Linked DNA regions of Mus musculus: regions 1, 2 and 3 are each linked to region 4. Evidence: chromatin loops called from intact Hi-C (ENCODE). Cell type or tissue: heart. All regions are shown on one strand.

The links. Hi-C counts contacts between places; a loop is a spot of excess contacts. Peaks named below come from ENCODE experiments on the same cell type or tissue, not always from the same donor. Only the 100,000 strongest peaks of a DNase experiment are listed, where the experiment ranks them.
Region 1: it touches region 4 in a loop (8-fold over the local background); 18 of 42 quality-filtered maps call a loop at or near these places.
Region 2: a loop joins it to region 4, with 2.1 times the contacts of the local background. A loop is called at or near these places in 2 of 42 quality-filtered maps.
Region 3: a loop joins it to region 4, with 11 times the contacts of the local background. A loop is called at or near these places in 9 of 42 quality-filtered maps.

The regions. Positions count from the first base shown.
Region 1 is chr2:147,805,806-147,810,805 of GRCm38, reverse strand. No RefSeq gene overlaps it. Among named protein-coding and RNA genes, the nearest start is that of Gm25516, 67 kb to the left of the region's middle. In heart, a CTCF peak has its summit at 2,590 (motif pointing left); no DNase peak of the experiment used is centred here; H3K27me3 peaks cover 621 bases.
Region 2 is chr2:148,108,177-148,113,176 of GRCm38, reverse strand. No RefSeq gene overlaps it. Among named protein-coding and RNA genes, the nearest start is that of Gm24221, 40 kb to the left of the region's middle. In heart, CTCF peaks have their summits at 1,047 (motif pointing right) and 2,827; no DNase peak of the experiment used is centred here; H3K4me3 peaks cover 266 bases.
Region 3 is chr2:147,845,390-147,850,389 of GRCm38, reverse strand. No RefSeq gene overlaps it. Among named protein-coding and RNA genes, the nearest start is that of Gm25516, 27 kb to the left of the region's middle. In heart, a CTCF peak has its summit at 2,869; no DNase peak of the experiment used is centred here; H3K27me3 peaks cover 274 bases.
Region 4 is chr2:148,046,451-148,051,450 of GRCm38, reverse strand. It overlaps a transcript of Foxa2 not described here. Among named protein-coding and RNA genes, the nearest start is that of Foxa2, 3.0 kb to the right of the region's middle. In heart, a CTCF peak has its summit at 2,801 (motif pointing right); a DNase peak (open chromatin) is centred at 2,680; H3K4me3 peaks cover 1,765 bases; H3K27ac peaks cover 609 bases; H3K27me3 peaks cover 4,753 bases.

The DNA of each region.
Region 1 (5,000 bases), 240 kb after region 4:
TAACCCCTGGGCCACATCTTCCACTGCCAGGGGATGCTGAGCACCAGGAAAGACATTCACAGACCTTAGAACCAAATCTGCAGATGTGTTAACTTACAGTTAAGAAGTGATATTTCGTTCAGTCACTGGAGACTTCTGAGAGAGTTTTGAACTAGTTACCTTTGCAAATATCAATTTTATGAAATCTAAGTACAGATTCAGCTCTCTCTCCTCACCTTCTTCCTTTCTTCCTTTCCTCCTTTTCTTTCTTCCTTCCTGTCTTCCTGTCTTCCTGTCTTCCTGTCTTCCTTCCTTCCTTCCTTCCTTCCTTCCTTCCTTCCTTCCTTCCTTCCTTCCTTCCTCCCTCCCTCCCTCCCTCCCTCCCTCTCTCTCTCTCTCCCTTTCTCTCTTTCTTTCTTTCTTTCTTTCTTTCTTTCTTTCTTTCTTTCTTTCTTTCTTTCTCTCTTTCTCTCTCCCTCCCTCCCTTCCTTCCTCCCTCCCCCTTTCGTTCGTTCGTTCTTTCTTTCTTTCTTTCTTTCTTTCTTTCTTTCTCTCTCCCTTCCTTCCTTCCGTCCTTCCTTCCTTCCTCCCTCCCTCTCTCTCTTTCTCTTTCTCTCTCTCTCTCCCTTTCTCTCTTTCTATCTCTCCCTCCCCCCTCTCTTCCTTCCTTCCTTCCTTCCTTCCTTCCTTCCTTCCTTCCTTCCTTCCTTCTTTCTTTCCTTCCTTCCTTCCTACCTTCCTTTTCTTTTCTTTCTTTCTGAGACAGACTTTCTCTATGTATTCTTGGATATGCTGAAACTGACGATGTAGACCAGACTAACCTTGGGCTCACAAAGAGCCTAACAGCCTCTGCCTTTCAAGTGCTGGAATTAAAGCCATGTACCATCATGTCCAGCCCTACATTAAAGCATCAGTAGATTCCAAAATTTTAGTGTAAAGAAAAGTATGGAAGACTGTAACATATCACAGTGTTGGGTTTGGAGGTTGGAAATGAAGATAGCTTGGGTGTGCTACATTATATGTAATAAATTATGAATTAATACCATCATTGTTTTTACCTTTCTAACATGGTCAGTAGAATACTTGACCTGTTTCTATGTACTGGGTTGTATCTCTGTTGGACAATGCCATTCCAGGACACTGGAAGCTAACTTGAGAAGTGGCTTTGTGTTCCCCACCCCCACCCCAATCAGGGTACTTTAAGTTACAAGATATTTGTGGTCTGATGCAGAAGGTTTCTTTCTTGAGTCGGGTGATGGTTATTTTGGTGTGATGGTTATTTTGGTTGTCAATTTTACTACATCTAGAATTAACTGAAATCCCCCCAAATTGCTGGGCACACCTGTGAAAGATTTTTGCTTAATTAAATCAAACAAAGTGAGAAGAGCCTCTTCTAACCCAGTCTTCCAGGTGGGAAGACACACCTTTAATTCAGATACCTCTAATCTAGGCCACGCCTTCTTCTGGAAGTCTATATAATGCCTAAATACCAGGTTACAGACATCAATAGTTAGCATTCCTTTTGCTTTTGATGTAAAGCAATGAGAATAACCCAGCTACTCAAATCTTCACCAAGTAGCCCTTAGTCGTCACTCTTCAAGGAGAAAGAAGGAAGGGAGGGAACCCTACAGCTCAAAGGCCACAGAATCCCAGGGTTCTGAGCCATAAGCACCAGGGACACTGAGGGCCCAGCAAGAGTCAGGTCTCTACCTACCCTTGAACCACCACTGAGGACATAGATATCAACAGTGACCAAGAACATCATCTAGGCTGGATGTTTCTTTGAGTTTTTAGAAAGTGTATAAACTGCATTTTTAGAGTAGTTTATGATTTTCAGAAACTTGACCAAGGAATACAAAATGGGCACAAGCACTCTCAGCCTCAATTCAACATCTTCCTTGCCTTCGACAGCTGTGTTAGTGTGGCAACTGCTGCAACCAGGGTGTGGATGTGTCCATCAATGAAGGTCTGGTTCACACTGGGGCTTCTTTGTGCTGTGTATTCTATGGATTGAGATAAACACACAGTGCCATATACCCTGCACAGGGACCATGTAAGTACCCTACCCCACTCTAAAAGCCTCACATCTACCTCAGCACATCTCTCCATATACCCCAATGTCCCTTTCCTAAGCCTACCAGCCCACCATCTCTATAGCTTTTCATTTTCCAGAATGCTGCAAAGTTGGAGATTATCTATCATGAAGCTTTGTAAGTCCAACTCATCTTTGTAGCATCTAACTTACACGGCTGACTGACATTCTGCATAAGGGGGAGGGCTGCAGAACTGAGATGACCCTCTGGAGCTTCAGGGGAGTACCCGTGGACATTCTGATGGTCTCTGTACCAAATATGGCCAGGAGGGCAGACAGGAGAGAAAAGCTACCAGCTGGTCAGGGTACAGCTTTAACAGTTAAAGACAACTTTGGAGACCGTTTTTGAAACTCTCCTCCTTTCCCACAATTTTTCTCCAATCATACCCAAAGAATCGCATAGCCTTCTTTATTTAACCTTTAATCCAGCTTAAAGAGGGAGTTTCCAGTTCAGATGAACCACAATGAAGGGGCCCCCATGTCTGGGGGTAATTTGTTGGTCTCATCTGCCCTCTGGTGGCCAAATAAGGGTTCTTAGAGGAATTGGACAGCTAACAAATGTCTCATGCACTTAGAAAACTTAAAAACCCAAGCGGGTGGGGGAAATAAATTGAGGCCAAAGTATGACACAACTGACTAAAATACAAAACAACAACAAACCCAACTGACCCCCAAGACCAGAACATCTTTTTAGTGTACATGTGTGTTTATGTTTAACAGAAAGGAAGCCTTGCCATTTAGTTTCTTAAGATGATATCGGCCACACATTCTGGGAGTTATCCTTAACTTCTGTAGCTCCTGCATAGCTGTATCTACTATGTTGCTGTTTTTCACTTTGGGTTATAGCTACAAGATAGAGGCCAGCTTTACTGACTGGATCTGAGTGGAAAGGTTAAACAAAGGATGGGCCATGAGCTCTGACTCCAGAAGGCAGCAAGTTTCATGTCACCACACCCACTTACTTCCTCCCTCGGGATGATTTCAAAGCCTGAGGTTCAGTTCTATGAGATCCATGCAGACTAATGCAGGCATCCTCAGGACACTCGGAGACAGTGGTTTCTGTAATCCTCCTAGCAGTAAATCCCACAGGTGCTATTTTCCTTCATGTTTTTTTGTTTGTTTGTTTGTTATTTTAGTTTTTGGTCCTGGGGACTTAATCCAGGGCTTCATGCATGATGTCACAAACTTTCTTTTATTTTTAAAAGTTCCTTTTCTTGCCACATGCTTATCATGTATAAAGTTGCATGTATGCCATAAATAGACGCCCCATGATTCCTCCTTGAATAACTTAATGTATTGGTGAGTGCTCAGAGTAAGGGATGCCCGTTAGAAAGCTTTATGGACACCACAGTCACCGCTCTCCCTTAGACGCCTGGAACTAACTTAACTGGACTAATTTGCGTGATTCACCCTTTATCGACACTTCTGTATTTCTCCCTCTCCACGCCCTTGGCAACTTATTCTACTCCAATTGTTACAGTTTGATTTTTGTAGATTTTACAGGAAGTGAGATATCCATTCCTCATCTTTCTGTGCTTAGTTTGTTTCACTTAACACAGTGTCCTTCAAGCCTGCCATCATCGTGACAAATGGTAGTCTTTCCTCCAGTTTTAGACTGAATATAATATTCCCTTGTTTTCATATACCATGTTTGGTTTGTCCTTTCTATAAATTTACTCATGGGTGGAATGTAAACTCTTGCCATGTCTTGGGTGTTGTACTAAATGCTGCTGCAATTAGGAGGGTATAGCTATGTCCTGTAGACCCCAAAGGAACATTTTCTTCTCTCTATTGACTCTATTCTGGGTATCTGTGTTGAGCCACGACTGACAAGGTCAAAAGTTGTACCCTGTGCCAACACCCTCCCACCTTCCAAGATCTGCTTGGAAGCCATTCCCACCAAGACCCAGCAAATATTCTTCCTGGTGTCTTTTTAATGCCTGTGGCCAGCTGCTGTTCTTCTTGCTGAAGTGGATGTAATATACTTAGACTGGATGGCAGCTTGTTCCAGGTTGTCTGGGATCTCCACAAGAGACAGCACTAACACAGAAAAACACTAGCAAGCACGACCGTGTGTCCGTTTAGACCTTCCTTGCAAAATGAGGTCCTTCATCTAACATCTGATGGACGCCCACCCCAGAGAAGCTCAGCTCTGAGGCTCACTGCTCTGTGACCTTGGGAAGAAGCCCAACCTCTCTGAGCTTTAGTTCCTTTGCTGTGGGGGTAGAGATCAATAAATCCTCCCCTTCCATATTCTCTATCAGAATTAAAGAGCAAGGTTAAAGGCAGTTTCTAACGCCCAGGCTGCAAAACAGAAGGAGCCACCTCTCACCTCCTGAAGTTCTCATTGTTTCTGAGGTTATACCCAAGACCCAAATCTATTCCCTGGTGAATTTATAGCTAGCCTGGTAACAAGTCGGGGGACCTTCCTGCAGCCCCAGTGCACCAGCAGCAGCGGTGTGAATAAGAAGGAAAATGCAGTAGTCTGAAATGTCCCCAGGGAAGCAAAACCAGCAGTAGGAGGAAAGTCTGCAGATCTGGCCACCACAGTCCTTGACAGGAGTCTGATTAAGGAAGTGTGAGAAACTGCTCCGCCCTGAGGATGCAGACTATCCAGGTGCATGAGGATGGGGGCTTAGACACAGCAGGGTTTGCTGCTGACAGCAGCCTGTGGTTTCAGGAGGTGCCTTCTCCACCCAGGCACTGCAACTTAACATTCAGCTCCGCACATCCCTACTCCTGAAAACACAGCTTTATGGACCACAAGCCAGGCTGCCAGCATTCCTGGCTTGAGTTTCAGAGGTCAACATGTACTGTAACTTCTAGGAACTGATCTCCAAGTTTCAAGGTAAGAAATTCAGATCAAACTGGCCTGAGCACTTGAGGATATTGCCCATGGTACAACAATATATTAGCTTCATGTTACTGT
Region 2 (5,000 bases), 62 kb before region 4:
TTTTGAGGTCAGAGGTGAACTACATAGTAAGATTCTGTCTCAGAAACAACAACAACAGTAATAATAATAATAATAATAATAATAATAATAATAATAAGAAGAAGAAGAAGAAGAAGAAGAAGAAGAAGAAGAAGAAGAAGAAGAAGGGAAAAATCTGTGCAGACCAGATTTTTCTGGACCTTCTAGAGTCCCCTTTGCATATAAAGTGTTTGTCTTCTTATCTTTGTCTAAGATCCATCCATAGAAAATCAAGCCAAGACAAGAATGGAGGTGTGCAAGTGGGAAGCCCTGAGGGAGTGAGAGCTGGGCAGAGTTTGGAGGGAAAATATGCCCTGAAAAAGTGAATGGTATGGGAAGAACATTCTACAAAAAGAATAACGTGTGCAAGGTCTCTGTATACAGTCTCACAGCACCAAGACCTTCTATAGACCATCCTTATAGGCAAAGCAGAGCAGGACTCTTCACATTGAAGAGTTATTAGGCAGATTACCATATTGGGGTATTGTTCGAGCCCCAATATTCATAATATTATTCAGATGCCCCACATTGAGAATATTATATTTGGTTCCTCACACAGGAGTTTTATTTGTGATCTGCATATTGGGGTATTATTTGTTTCTCTTATACTTCTTGGGTTCCCTATACCAGGGAGAACTATTTGGGTTACATAGGAAATTAATTCATTCACATTGTAGGGGTGACCCATACTATGGTGGAGGCTTACCTATATGACTGTCTCCACACACAAGATGCCAGTAACATATCCTGTCCTAAAATCCTAAAATGTTCCAGACATTGTCAAATGTCTCCTAGGTGTTGAAAAGAGCATATGTCTTGCTGAGAAGAAAGTTGGGTACTAACATGCTCCCATGTACTGCCACAGACATATTCATTGCCACGTTGGCTCCCAGACTTTAGTATTTCCCGTCTGCCTGTCCCCAGTTTTGGGAGGAGGCCTTCAGGGACACTGGGATAAGCTGACAAAAATTGCTTGGTTGCTTCTTGACTTTGAAGAGACCTGGCTGTGGAACTTCTCATGTCTGTCCACTAGATGACGCAAGTGCAATGCGGACACAAAAGGGGCAGGGGCGAGGAAGGGTCTGGCTTCAACCCTTTGGTGTTGAGGTATTTTTGAGGGAAGCTCTGGGCTATTGATTGTTCCAAGACCCCAGGGACCTGTGTTTCTCCCAGGTCGATCTATGTGGGAAGCTGAACAGAGTGGAAGAGTCGACCATGCATACCTACGAGATTACCCTACATTAGTATGAATTTCAGCACTCTGCTCGCGCTGTAGCTCCCTGTCTCTGTCTGTCTGTCTATCTGTCTGTCTCTGTCTGTCTCTCTGTCTCTCTGTCTCTCTGTCTCTCTGTCTCTGTCTCTCTCTCTCTCTCTCTCTCTCTCTCTCTCTCTCTCTCTCTCTCTCTCCCTCCCTCCCTCCCTCCCTCCCTCCCTCCCTCTCTCTCTCTCTCCTGAAAGAGTGAATGGACACTTACCTTCCCACACAGAAAATACCCAAAGGAAGGGTCAGCACACCGTGGGCCCTTGACAAGCATGAGCAGCCCTCAGGTCTGGCAATATCCTACACTCTGTGATAGGAGAATGTGAGACCCTGAACCTCACCTTCCTTTTCTAATAGGCAGCAGCATCAACATGATGTCTCCGAGGTTACTTAATTGGAAGATCCTTGTATCTACTAAGCAATAAGTGTCAAGGTCATGTTCAAATTCTTTAAGCTTTGTACTTCTTTTCATTCATATATATATATATATATATATATATATAGATAGATATATATATATATATATATGCCCAGTGCAACTCACCCTTGCCACCACCCTCATCCTATGCTCACACACACAGCCAGGTCAGCAGAGAGAGCACTACCATTTACCTATCCACAGTCCATCTACATTCTTAGCCTATATGGCACCACTTGACAACCCTATAGAATGTGGTTCTTATGTTATTCTCAATGGTTTTGCAAAAGATGGATTATGAAGTTTAAAATTATTTACCAAGGTGGTAGGAGAATGTGAGACTATTTGCAACCCAGAATTAGAGGAGGGCTAAAAATTCTTCCATGCTGTCATAATCGTTGGGCCTTCTCAGCTTCTCCACGAAGGGACAGTTTTCCTCTTGTTTCTGGAATTCAGAAGTCAGTAAACTTTCAGTACAGGACCAGAAACTAAAGATTTGTGACAAGTTCTCAATTATCTCATTGTAGTGCAAAAACAGCCCTGGAGAAAATAAAAATGAGTGGCCGGGATGTGCACCAATAAAACTTTATTCAAAATGGAAAACACACTGGATTTTGCCCACAGGGAATATTTTTAAAAACCCCTGAGCAAATGCAGCCTCTTACCCACAACTGGTTCTGCGTTAGTTTGACTCTTCATGAAACTTTTCAACTTAAATTTCTGTGGAGGTGGTGGTCACATCTGTAGACCCACTGAACGAAGACTTTGGCTCTAATGCATATCCCTGTTTGGCCCCAAACAAACAATGCTCTTTTTTTTTTCATAATAGCATGATTGACAGTAGAATAAGTCAGAATGAACCAGGGTCTGAAACTGTTGAGGAAACAGGGTGTGTAGCTGCTATTTCGCCTCTGATTTGTCCCAGAGAGATGGCAGGTGGCCCACGTAAGGATTACCATGTCTGCTTGGCTCTGGAAGTCAACAAAGTGAAACAAGATTCATAATAGTTTCTCATGTTTTTTTTCCCCATCATCTTGCTGCAGCTCCCTCTTTACCCCTCATTCTGCTTTACCCCTGATTAGAGTTTGATGGTGGCCCAGGGCTTGAGAGCAGTGCTATACTTTCACCACTAGGGGGAGAGTCCTGTCTTCCATTTCTACCACTCACTGAACCCAGAAGTTCTGGCCCAGAAGTGGAGGCCCCTGTCTGGTGACCCACAGCAAGGGTCACCTAGTTAGAAAGAATCAACTCATGGACATTTATGTAATACACTTTGTACTCCTTCATTTGCAGTGAGGTTTTATTCTACCACACCGTTTCTAAGGGAAGAAAAAGGCTTAAATCAAAAACGCATTTAATTCACAGGTCTACTGACTTATTTCTCAACCTCAGAACATGCAAAAGTGGCAAAGGTTGTGGGAAACCATGCTTCATATTCTTGGTTTGGCTTCTGTCCCAACTAGTGTTGTATAATACACTACTGTCTCTGGCACCCCACAGAGTCAGCAAACCCAATCTTACCCCCACAATCGTCTGCAGATTGCTAAAGCAAATGTTTAGGCAAGTGGGATATATAACGGGTCTTCAGTTTTCATTACTTTAACCTTATGACTGGTTTGTCAAGACCTTATTTGTTCTCCTAATCTAGCCAACATCCTAGCTTTTTCTGACTTGAATGAACACACTCTGAATCCTCCTGTCAGCCCAAGTTGGGCAGCGTCCTCCAACATAATAAAGTACTGGATATCTCATACAAGTTCTTGAACATTGTATTGAAAGTGGGACAAAGAACCATTCTAAGGGTATCCACCTTGAAAGGGCAGCTGATGTACTACCACTGCTCCACTGCAAAGCTTAAAAACTGCATGTCAAATCACAATAGGGTCAAGGATGTAGTGACTTACATATTTAGTCTCAGCACTCAGAGGCAGAGGAAGTCAGATCTCTGTGAGTTCAAGGCCAGCCTGGTCTACAGAGCATGTACTGGGATAGCTAAGGCTACATAAAGAAACCCTGTCTTGAAAAAAACTACATTAGGAGATTATCTCTATGTATGTATACATACACACACACACACACACACACACACACACACACATAATTTAAACTTGTACAGCAGTAAAACATCAGAAATATCAGATAAGTGTCACTTTTAAGTAGCCAGTAAACAGCCAAGTAAGTATACACACTTACTACAAGCAAACCTTTAAAACCAATAGATTCAAATTACCAGCATTTACTAATGGTGATAGATGGGGGTTGTAGTGAGACAGGATTGCCTGTGCTGAGTCTGACAGGAGAAAGATGCCTGTGCTGTTCTTTCCCATTCTGCTGGCTGTTGAGAATAGAGAGCTAGCTTTAATTATAGCCTTATTAATATTTTCCAATAATTACTCTTTAATAACGAATCATTTTGACTACTTGTCAATAACTCTGAAGGCTTGGCAGCAGGCACCTTTACCTACTGAGCCATCCCACAAGCCCCAGGTTTTCACCTTTCTATGGATAAATAGGATTCCCTAAGTATGTATGTATGTATGTATGCATGTATGTATGTATGTATGTATGTATGTATGTATGTATGTATGAAATTTTCTTTATATACTCATCCTTTGATGGACACTAAGGTTTTTTCATTTTTTGGCCACGGTAAAAAAAAAATGCTGCAGTAAGCATAGTTGTGCATTTGTCTTTTCTTCTAGAAACATACCAGCTGTGGGTATGTGCATCCATTAATGCCTCTCTTAAATATTATCTCTCAATCTCTACAGAGAAAAGAGTTTACCTGAAAAATCTCCTCGGTTTTGTTAGATTATGTGAAAGGGAAATAATTTAATATGTAGAAAATGGCTTTACAAAGTTGTCCAGAAACCATAGTTCCCTAAATTCAGCTGTATCCATGATTGTGTGTTTGTCCTTGGTGTCCTGAAAGTGAGCAATTCTTCATTTAATGTCATATGGTATTAGGATGTCTCCTGTCCTGCCACCTAGTGACAAAGGTAGGTGATGGTGACTGAAGACAATACTAAGTACTCAGTTTTGTCTAGGGACACATAGGCACACATAGGACACAAGGGAAATATTTTGTCAAAATCACATTATAACTCTAAGGCGGAAGTAGACATTTCTTATTCAGCAAACATAGCAACAAGATGGGCCGAGAATGAGATGGAGTTGGCAGACACATTGTCACTAGAGTGGGTCTGGGTCCCCATGCAGCAGCTTCCTCCCCGTGTAGAGGCTCTTGGTGCTACATTCAGACAGTAGTTGAGGAAAGTTGCTGGCCTGGCTTGCTTTTCTCAT
Region 3 (5,000 bases), 200 kb after region 4:
GGGACACAGCTGTATCTGGCATAAAGAATTCAACCCCCCTATCCAACCTGTCCCTGACAGCTCTATCCTGGAGACTTCTGCAGTGAAGCAACCTAGACTCAACTATGATTTTCAGGCTCCTGCATGGCTCCACTTCCTACAGACAAGAAGTCTCTACAGCTGAGCTCCAGCTACACACACCTCTGCCCCATCATTTGTTAAGTCCTCTGTTCCTGCTTCCTGGCAATCAATCTTGATTTACAATTAAATTAGTATCTTAAAATCTACCTTGGTGTGTGTATGTGTGTGTGTGTCTGTGTGTTGAGAAACAGATGTTGTAGACTGGGCCAACACAGGAGGAAGGAGGGAATTGTTTTCAATCTTTGTATCAGTTACACAAAAGTAACTCGACTCCCATTCTCATGACTCACCTGAGAATTTATTTAGTTTTTTACATATCAACTATAATTGTGGGAAGTGACACAGTCCTGCTCCCTTCTGCTGTTCACCCCCATTTCTCCTCTCTCTCTCTCTCCTTCCCTTTTCTGTGTCAGCTCCCAGTGGCACTGAGGCATGTCTCATTTCTGTGTCACCTTGATCTTCTGACTCCATGACTTGCCTTTGAACCCACATGGATTTTAGAGCTACAAATCCTGGAACTGTGACCTGCATATGCCCCAAATCTGCCTTTTAGATGGACACATAAGTGTCGGTATACAAAAATAATAGCTAGTGACATACAGAGGAGGTTGGTAACAAACACTCAGATATTAATTTTCTATTTGGATCAGATCAAATGTGTGGCTGGTATACCTTGTTCTGGTCTCACAAAATAAGAGTAGAGAAATATCACCTGGGCAATGCACCGTGTAGACATCCATTGTTACCTGTGGGACCATAACCTTCTCTATCAGTTTGGATTCAACTGGGAGATTGTTGGAGTGCACCACTGGCTTTATCTGTGAGCATGGAGGAAGGATTCCGTGAGGGTGGGAAGATCAATCAGAACCTTCCCATAGGTTAAGGGCCTGGTTAGACTCAAAAGTTAAAATCAGTCAGCCTATGTGACATTTCTTTCTCTTGTTTTGTTCATCATGAAATAAAAACAAGTCTTTATCACATGCTCTCTGCCATGAAGCTGTGTCTAAGAGTAGGGGGACTCTGAAACAGTGAGCCGAAATAAATTATTCCACCATTAGACTATGTCCTGTATTCTATCATGGTGACAAGAAAGATAATTGTGAACTGGTGAGATGGTTCACAGGGTAAGATGCCTGCTGTCAGCCTGATGGCCTCAGTTTGATCACTGGTACCCTCGTGGTGGAAGGAGAGAAGCAACTCCCCACAAGCTGTTCTCTCCACACATACAGCATGGCATGCATACATGCTCACACACATAGCTGCTAAAATAATATAGAAATGTAGAGTTTTAAAAAAGAAAGATAGATAATATATTGATAATGCTTTTATTACATACAATTTACAAATTCCATTAAAAAATTCTCCCAGAGACTGAAACAAAGGCATATCCAGGTAGTTGCTGCTCTTGTTTGGTGAGGCTTGTGTCTGCCCCAGAGAGACTCATATGCTGGACGCTTGGCCCATTAGTTTTGAGCTGAGAGGGTCACCCACTCTTGGACTTTCAGCTTCTAAAGCTGTTAGTAAAATAAACCTATTTTCTTTGTAATATACCCACTCTGAGGAATTTAGATATAGCCATAGCAAACAAGCTAATACAGTCACTAGCAGCCACAAGTGACTCTTAAAAGTAAGAGCATTTTTATGGATAATAGAAATGTGTCGTTAGGTTGAGATTTTATTCTGGTTGGAGCCTGTATAAGGAGGGGTATAAAACTGTACAAATATTTTTTCAGTAGACTGAAAAACTCACTGTAAGTAGGTATTTTTATGACTAGAAGGTAGGACACATGATATGATTCAATGTCTGATGATAAAACAGAACAAAGGAAATGGAGTCTATTCTGAAATGCCCACAGGTGTTGATGTGGGGCATACAGATGATGCCCCAGAAACTTGTAAGATGGTGGCTGGGAACTTACACAGTAGAGCCCTTGTGTCTGCATTGGTTCTGGGCTCAAGCTTCTGCTGACAGTGGGGCTGGGGCACGCAGTGACTCTGAGAAAGCACCTACAGGAATGCCTTCAGGGTAAAGTTTTGGATAATGGTCTCACAAGTCAGTATTGCCTAATTGTGGAAGGCTTCAACATAGACTTAAAACAAGAGGGCACGGAGAAGGCAATGCAGGAACCACTTAACATTTTGGGAAAACCAGCCTCAAAACTCAAAACACTTCTTTCCTTTTTTTTTTTTTTTTAAATTAAAACACTTTGACATCTTGCGTCTTATTTCACATTCTTCCATTTTTAATTGTCCACATATTAATCGTACAAAGTTACGGATAGTGTGTGATATGTCCATTCATGTACACACTGTAACGATCAAATCAGGGTAATTAATGGATGTATTACTTCAAATATTGCTTGTTTCTGTGAAGTTAGATGCAAACCAATGCCTGAATTAAAATTGCAAAAAAAAATCTAAATAAATTCTTAATTATTTTTGGTCACATGGAGAAAAATAAATTTCTCAGACTTGACATAACATGATTAAGAAAAAAGACCCTTAAGAAGGGAAATGCAGTGTTTGCTCTAAAATGTCCCAAGGTGAAACCTCTCAGCAAGTTCTTATTGCGGTGGCACAACCCTCCCTGAGAAGTGGAGTTTATAATGGAAATGCCGAAGCACCACCTTAATTATCAGATTGCTACCGGGCACTGGGCACCGGCATAATGAAGGAATTTCCTGATTTTTGCACAGTGAATACTAATTGACACTGGAAAAGGGAGACCAAGTGGTCTCCCTGCAGTAAAATGGCGCCATCTAAAGGAGAGGCGGGCAAGCCACAGTGTGGTACTTGCTGAGGGTTCAATACAGCGGCTTATTCATATTTAAGCAGTTGTATTTTTAGACTCCACACATGAAGTGGAATTCTGTTGCATTGCTAACACAGCTGGTTGGCAGGTGAAGTTGGAGTGGGGCGCTGTACCCCAGTTTCCTACAGTGGACACTTCTAAGTAAAAGTCTCCAGACTTCAGTGGTAGGAGCCATTAGTTGGGCACATCTGAGAAGAGGGAAGAGTGCAAAGAGAAGGGAAGCAGAAGAGTCCAGTGCGGAGAGGATGACCAGGAAATGGAACAGAAGTTCTGGGGTTGCAGAGGAGGAAGGTTCTTTTGTGTGGATATTTTGCTTTGTGCTGTGCAATGGTAAATTTAGCCCTCAGTCGCCACAAGCTGTCACATTTGTGCACATAAGGAAAGCAAACAGAGAGGGACAATAAATCATGCCTCATTCTATAGTTTGCAAGCCACTGTTTTTTTCTTCAAGTGTGGGGTTACCAAGGGAAAAGGACCTATGTCCCCAGACACACATGGTCTTGGGGTCTGTGTGAAGGCTCTTGTATCTGGATTCAGATGCCACTGAAAGACATGACCAGACCTCCCTCTAGGCACCTAGAGCATCACACACCAGCTGCCTCCTACATTTTCCACACTTGCCTTAAGGAATCAAGACTGAAAAATAAGACACTGAAATTTAATTTTATCTTGGATCAACTGTCTAAGAAAGTGAGATGTACATCATAACCCAGGGAAAGCTTGGCTTTGTCTGTCTCATATATGGGGCAGTAAATGCGAAACAAATGTCACCAAGAGCTATTAATAGGCTGGAAAGTATCCAGGAATGAACTATTTCCTTGCTCTGGAGATCTGATTAGTAACATGGACCGGACATCATGCTAAGGTTAAACGTGGCATTTCTAAAGCAGCAGAGGATTCCTATTGTGGTGAACCACAGACTAGTCCCTTGATGGAAACCACTTTTACATTACCCAAATAGGGCCACGGGACGTTCTGAGCCATTTTAATAACCCAGTGAAAGCACACTCACATGGAGGGTGCCAGTGATTTTACTAACATTGTCTGATACACTGTCATGTTGCCTCTCTGGCAGGCTCTGCTAGGGACAGGCCAGCCTGCACAAACTGTCCATTAACAGCTAAACTAATGGCAGTATATGTTTGTCACCTCTTCAGGACTTCCTGTGCTTTACACAGGTCAGCCTCCAGGAGCAAACCAAGCATGAAGGTTTCTCCCTGTTTATCAAAAGGAAAAAATAACACAGCATCCCAGTTTCCTGCACATCCCTAAGATGGAAGCCGTTCAAGCCAGAAGCAAATGTTTCTTTTCTAGAAAAGTGAGTTAAATTGTTAAAATACTTTTGCTGTGGCACGGCACTGATCTTGTCTTAAGAAAGACTTAACCTGGAGCCTTGCCCTGTAAGTGGAGTGGCTGGGGTCATTGCAGGTCCCCGGCAGGACTGGCAGCCTAGGAAAGTTCTATCTACTACACGGTGTCACTGCTCCACCACGGGTATATAAAAATGCTGCTCTGTTTAACATATACTATGGACATAATTAATGTAAACAGTCTAAATTCAAAGTGTTTAGGTATTTGGTTCACAGATAGAGTTCAGTTAGTATTAATAGATTGGCCTCCAAAGTTTTAAAAATCTAGGAAAAATAAAAAATGGGATAATGCCATGTCTGTCCAACCCCCTGCCAAGACCTTCACAGCTCTGATTTGAGGATTCGGATGATCTCTTAAGTGATGGTCTAGAGTTTCTTCAGCACATACTAGCACATTCAAACCTATTTTATTTTCCTGTCTTATGAAACAGGCAGCTTACTTTATCTGATGGCTTCATGTTTTCTGCTTCTCTGCATTGCCAGTGTATCCACCTTAACCTCACTGGTTCCTCAGAGGTTGTCAAAGCTTCCTGGCTCTCACTACATTCAGAGGACTCGTATTTCCACCCATCTTCCCTGATGCATTTAGAATGCTTTGGGTGATGCAGGAGACTGAAATACCACCATCCCTTGGTAACTGTCACTCTCTTGGCCTCCAAGAATAGGCTACCTCCTACCTACTCTTGCCTCTTGAGGAA
Region 4 (5,000 bases):
TTATTTCTCCCAAGAACAGCATGCAAATGAATATAGAAGCTCCCAGGGTCACAGATGTAGGTGTGTCTACTTTAAGCATCCCTCAGCAGAGACTTTCCTCCTCACGGTTCTCTGTTGTTATTGCTACCATGAGTTGTTATCTTTTATTTTCATCTCTTGCAATTATTTTAATCCTGCTGTAAGAGCTTCACACACCAGAAACATGCTAAAAGTGCAAGAATTGTGGATGAGATGTTAAGCATGTCTCAGAAATATTCCTCAACTTCTCAACCCAAGTGGGCAGAACGCTGGCCGTCTGTATTGAGCAAAGCAGATGAGAGTGGAGTCTGCAATTGCGTTTCTCAATTTCTAGGGCAGCCTATAAATGACAAACCTTCATAACTAAAACCCAGACTTCCAAACAAGCTCCACGATGCGTTAAAATGGGGGGGGGGGAGCGTGCTGAATTCAGGTGAACCTTGTCTTCTGTCCCCTGCTCTGCAGTGGAACCCTGCTGGGAATGCCCCCTGTGATTGCCATCAACAGCTCTGCATTTCCTCTCTCAGAAGGGCAGAGTCCATAGGCTGATACCAATAAGAAAAAGAAACCCAGTTTTAGCAGAATCAGAATCAGTTTGAATGATGGCTTCTTCCATTGTTCCAGAATGAGAAGTGGGTGACCATCTGTACAAATTATTTTTTTTAAAAAGACATCCTTAACATGAGAGCTAATAACCTTACTGTGTGTTAGGTATCCATAACATAATAAAGGAGGATGGAACATAAACAATATACAAAATAGTGTCGCTGTACTGCAGAAAAGTATACACTGAAGACATAGTTCTATCACCCAAATGAAATCCAGTTTTGTTTTGGTTTTGATTTAGTTTTGGTTTTGGTTTTGATGGAAGAAAATGAAACCTAGGCCATGCTCACACAAAGCACATTCTCCCACGGAGTTACATCCCCAATCCAATCACACTATCACACTCATGTTACAATGATTTCCTACCTGTTCCTTCTTTCCCATAAATCTTGCCACAAAAGCCAACATGGCTTATTAAAATTAAAATCTTGCTTTTGTTTCCCACCTCACTTTTATAGGCATTTTTTTGTGTGTGTGTTTTTACAAACACATGCAGCCTAGTAACCCTTTCCTTCATTCCCACATGTAAATATCCTATGGTGATGTGTTAGTACTCCCCATAGACAAGTGTTTCGATTCTCTCAAAACACACACACACACACACACACACACACACACACACACACACACACACACAGGAATATTTGAGGGTATGCACAAATGCTAGACAGACAAACCCTGGGGCGGGTTCTGGTTTTAAAAAATAAATTTCAGAACCCTCTGAAAGACTCAACAAGCAGCTGAAAGAGTCAGATGCAGATATTTGCACCCAACCAATGGACAGAAGTAGCTGACCCCTGTTGTTGAATTAGGGAAGGCTGGAAGAAGCTGAGGAGAAGGGTGATCCTATAGAAGGACCAGCAGTCTCAATTACTCTGGACCCCCGGGATTTCTCAAACATTGGGCCACTAAACAGGCAGCACACATCAGCTGATATGAGGTCCCCAACACACATACAGTAGAGGACATCGGGTCTTGTGTTCATTCAGAGATGATGCATCTAACCCTCAAGAGACGGGAGGCCCCAGTTTAGAAGTCAGGTGGGGTAGGGGGTGGGGGCATCCACATGGAGACGGGCTGGGGTGGGAAGGAGGTGTGGGATGTGGAGCAGTTGGAGGGTGAATGGGGAGAGTGGGCAATGGAATATGGAGTGTAAAAAATAAATTAAAAATAAAATAAAATTTAAAATAAATAAATACATTTCAGAAACAACACCACACCCACAAAAAATGAAGTGTTACCTTTGACATACTATATTCTGCATTGAGATTTTGGATTCAACTAGAGAATTGCACAGCGTTAAGCAGGGAAGCTGAGTTCTGTTTATTGATGTGCTCTTCAGCTAGTTTCATTGACAGAAAATTCTGGGGAGCAGTTTTGCTAAGGGACACTGGATCTCAGTCTCTCTCCAGCGACAGCAGAGATAGCCAATATTTGAGGCCAAATCAGAGGGGCCCCTATTGCCGCCAGCACTACTTCTAGAATAAAAAACAAAAACAAAAACAAACCTAGGAGATCAGTGGTCATTTGTAAAGAGGCTTTACACTGTCGCTGCAGTGCTGGACTGAAGAAGGGACGAAAGGGAGGGAGCAGGCAAAGGAACGCTTTGTATGGCTCGGCCCCAGGTGAGGTTTAGACTGTCCGGGGATCAGAGCTACATCTGTGTGCAGCGGGAGCTCCCGAGAACTTTTTCCTGGAGAGAGGCACCTGGGGCAGTTTGCAGCATTCCAGCTTGAAGGTCTGGTGCCAGGGCTCTGAATAAACCTTTAGAAATCACGGCGGCTCCGGGGAGGACCGGCGTACGCGCCAACGAGAGCGAGCGCCTGCAAAGCCAGAGGCCTAGGGAGAGACCCCGGGCTGCCAGAATGTTTCCGCTCGCTCGGAAGTCTACGAGCGCCCCGCTCCCCGGCTGGTCACTGAATGCCAGCGGCCAGTGGTGCTGGGATGGTCGCAGACACCTCTACTCCAATGTTCCAGGTGGCGTCATGCGCAGACCCACCCTTTCTCGGAGCTAGGAGACTAGACGCGGGTTTGGCTGTGTTCACTTCCACGCGGAGCACTTGGGTGGAGATGGGGCCAGAAGAAGGTGCCCAGGGACAGCAGTTGGAGCGCGATTAGGATTCCAAAAGCTAAAAGACCGGACTGGGGTTGACCCCGAAATCCTCGCGGCCGACAGGGGGCGCCCTGTCACTGTGGAAGTTGGATGTTAGCGCTCCCAGCTATCCTGAGATCTGAGCACACACAGTGTCTGAGGGGACGGTAGGAATTCTCAGATCTGAGAGAAGCATGCTTTGCTCCGCGTACCCACTCTCCCAGCGCTTGGTAACTAATTTTACACGTGCAATAATTTCTGGGATCAAATTTCAGCTGGGAGCACAATCAAAGAGCAGTGCAGCCCACAGGCTTACAAATACCCTGGCATTTAACAGAGAGGGGTGGTGGAATAGACCAACTGACAGACACAGACGGACAGACAGACCGACGGACAGAATAAACCGGAATGTTGATATCTTGAGTTTCACTTCCTGAGAGAACTGTCCTTGTTGTGTGTGCGTGCGCGTGTACTGTACTTCGACATGTAAGATCTCTAGACAGAACTAGAATGCTGTCTCAGTCTCTGTCTGCCTTTTTCTCTCTGGGGATGGAGCTCTCTCTCTCTCTCTCTCTCTCTCTCTGGTGGGGAGTGGAACTGTCTCTCTGTGATTCTCTGTGTCTCTCTTGGGGGGGGGGGAGTTGGGTGCCTGCATTTTTTTTTTGCTTTAAGTTTGAAAAATAGCTGCATCTATAAACAACATGTGCACCCCTCTTTTTCAAGTCTGCGGTCATCCTTGTGGGGTCCTGGGGAAGATGCTGGAGGATCTGATCTCTCTGGGTTCCCTGTGTTCACTAGGTGAACACGTCAGATTCACCTTCAGCGGGAAAACAGGCGTTGCCTTTGAGGGACTCGTGCTCTGCATTGCTTCAGATGACACATTAATACCTTATCTGTCCATACTATGTGCGTTTCAGCAGCAAAGGGCACTGATGTTGCTGCGTCTTCAGTCCAAAAGGATGCTGACCTCTTTCTTTACCCTCCAATCTGGCTTCCATTCTCATTCAGGCTTCCATGCTCAAAGCTCACCCCAGTACCTGCCACCTCTATGTACTCTTCTTCTACCACACGAAATTGTGGACACCTGGATTTGGGCCAACTATTTCCTATTTTCTCCATCTCCTAGAGAGAAGAGTTTGGGACTGTATCCCTACATCCTAGTCACATTTTCAGAACCAAGAAAGACTGTCCACATAAAAACGCCGGCAAGACCCTCCACTCCAAAATCTAGGCTTACCTTAGTCTCGGTCTTGGTAGCTAACAATATAAATGACATACTCTGTTGTTTTCATGTTTGTTTTGTTTGGGGAGACAAGGTTTCTCTCTGTAGCCCGGATGTCTTGAAACTCACTCTATAGACTAGGTCAGCCTAGACTTCTCTGAGATCCTCCTGCCTCTGCCTCAAAGGCAGAAGACAACACTTCAAATGACACTTTTTAACACCTAGAAGCTAAAGAGAAAAGAAACTGAAATTTTCAATTTTTATAAGACAGTCCTGGTCTCTGCAGGCAGAGAACACAGATCCTCCTGAAGTCATCCCACAAGGCCCATTATTGATTTTTTTTCTCCTGCCCTACCCCCACCTACTGCCCTGTTTGTTTTAGTTACGAAATGCTTTGGGCACCTTGGATTTAACTGAAAAGTAACCTTGAAACACCGAGGCCCTCATGCCAGAGGCAAATCGCTGCCTCCCGGGTATTGGCTGCAGCTAAACGGGTCTCTCCAGGCCGACTGAGGTGGGTAGCCAGAAAGAGGACTGAGGTAACTGACGACCAGGGCGGCCAGACCACGCGAGTCCTACGCGCCTCCTGAGGCCGCCCCGGGACTTAACTGTAACGGGGAGGGGCCTCCGGAGCAGCGGCCAGCGAGTTAAAGGTGTGTACACAGTTTTTCTAAATAGGACAGCGCTTTGCAAATTGGCTGTCACCTGCTTGTTGTTTTGACAGGGAATGTGCACTAAAAGGGAGGAAACCCGAGATAAATAAATCTGGCTTGCCTCGCTTTGCAGGCCACCAAGGCGGTACGCGCCTTCGGATTGACGAACCCCGTGCTTGGGGCGATGAGGAGGGGCGGGGCGGGAGCAGGAGACCTGAGTTTCTCCAAGGGTGGCTTGATCCCAGGTCTCTGGGTCCACGGAAGACTCCCCGTGGACGTAAAGGAAGGGACTCCACCAGGGCGCCAGCACGCCTGCTTGCAGGTCGGGGTCTTGGGAGTGCCAGGGACAGCAGGAGATGGGCTAGCTCGGGGCGCCCAGCGGCAGGTGCGGAACGCTAGCCCTGGCTTC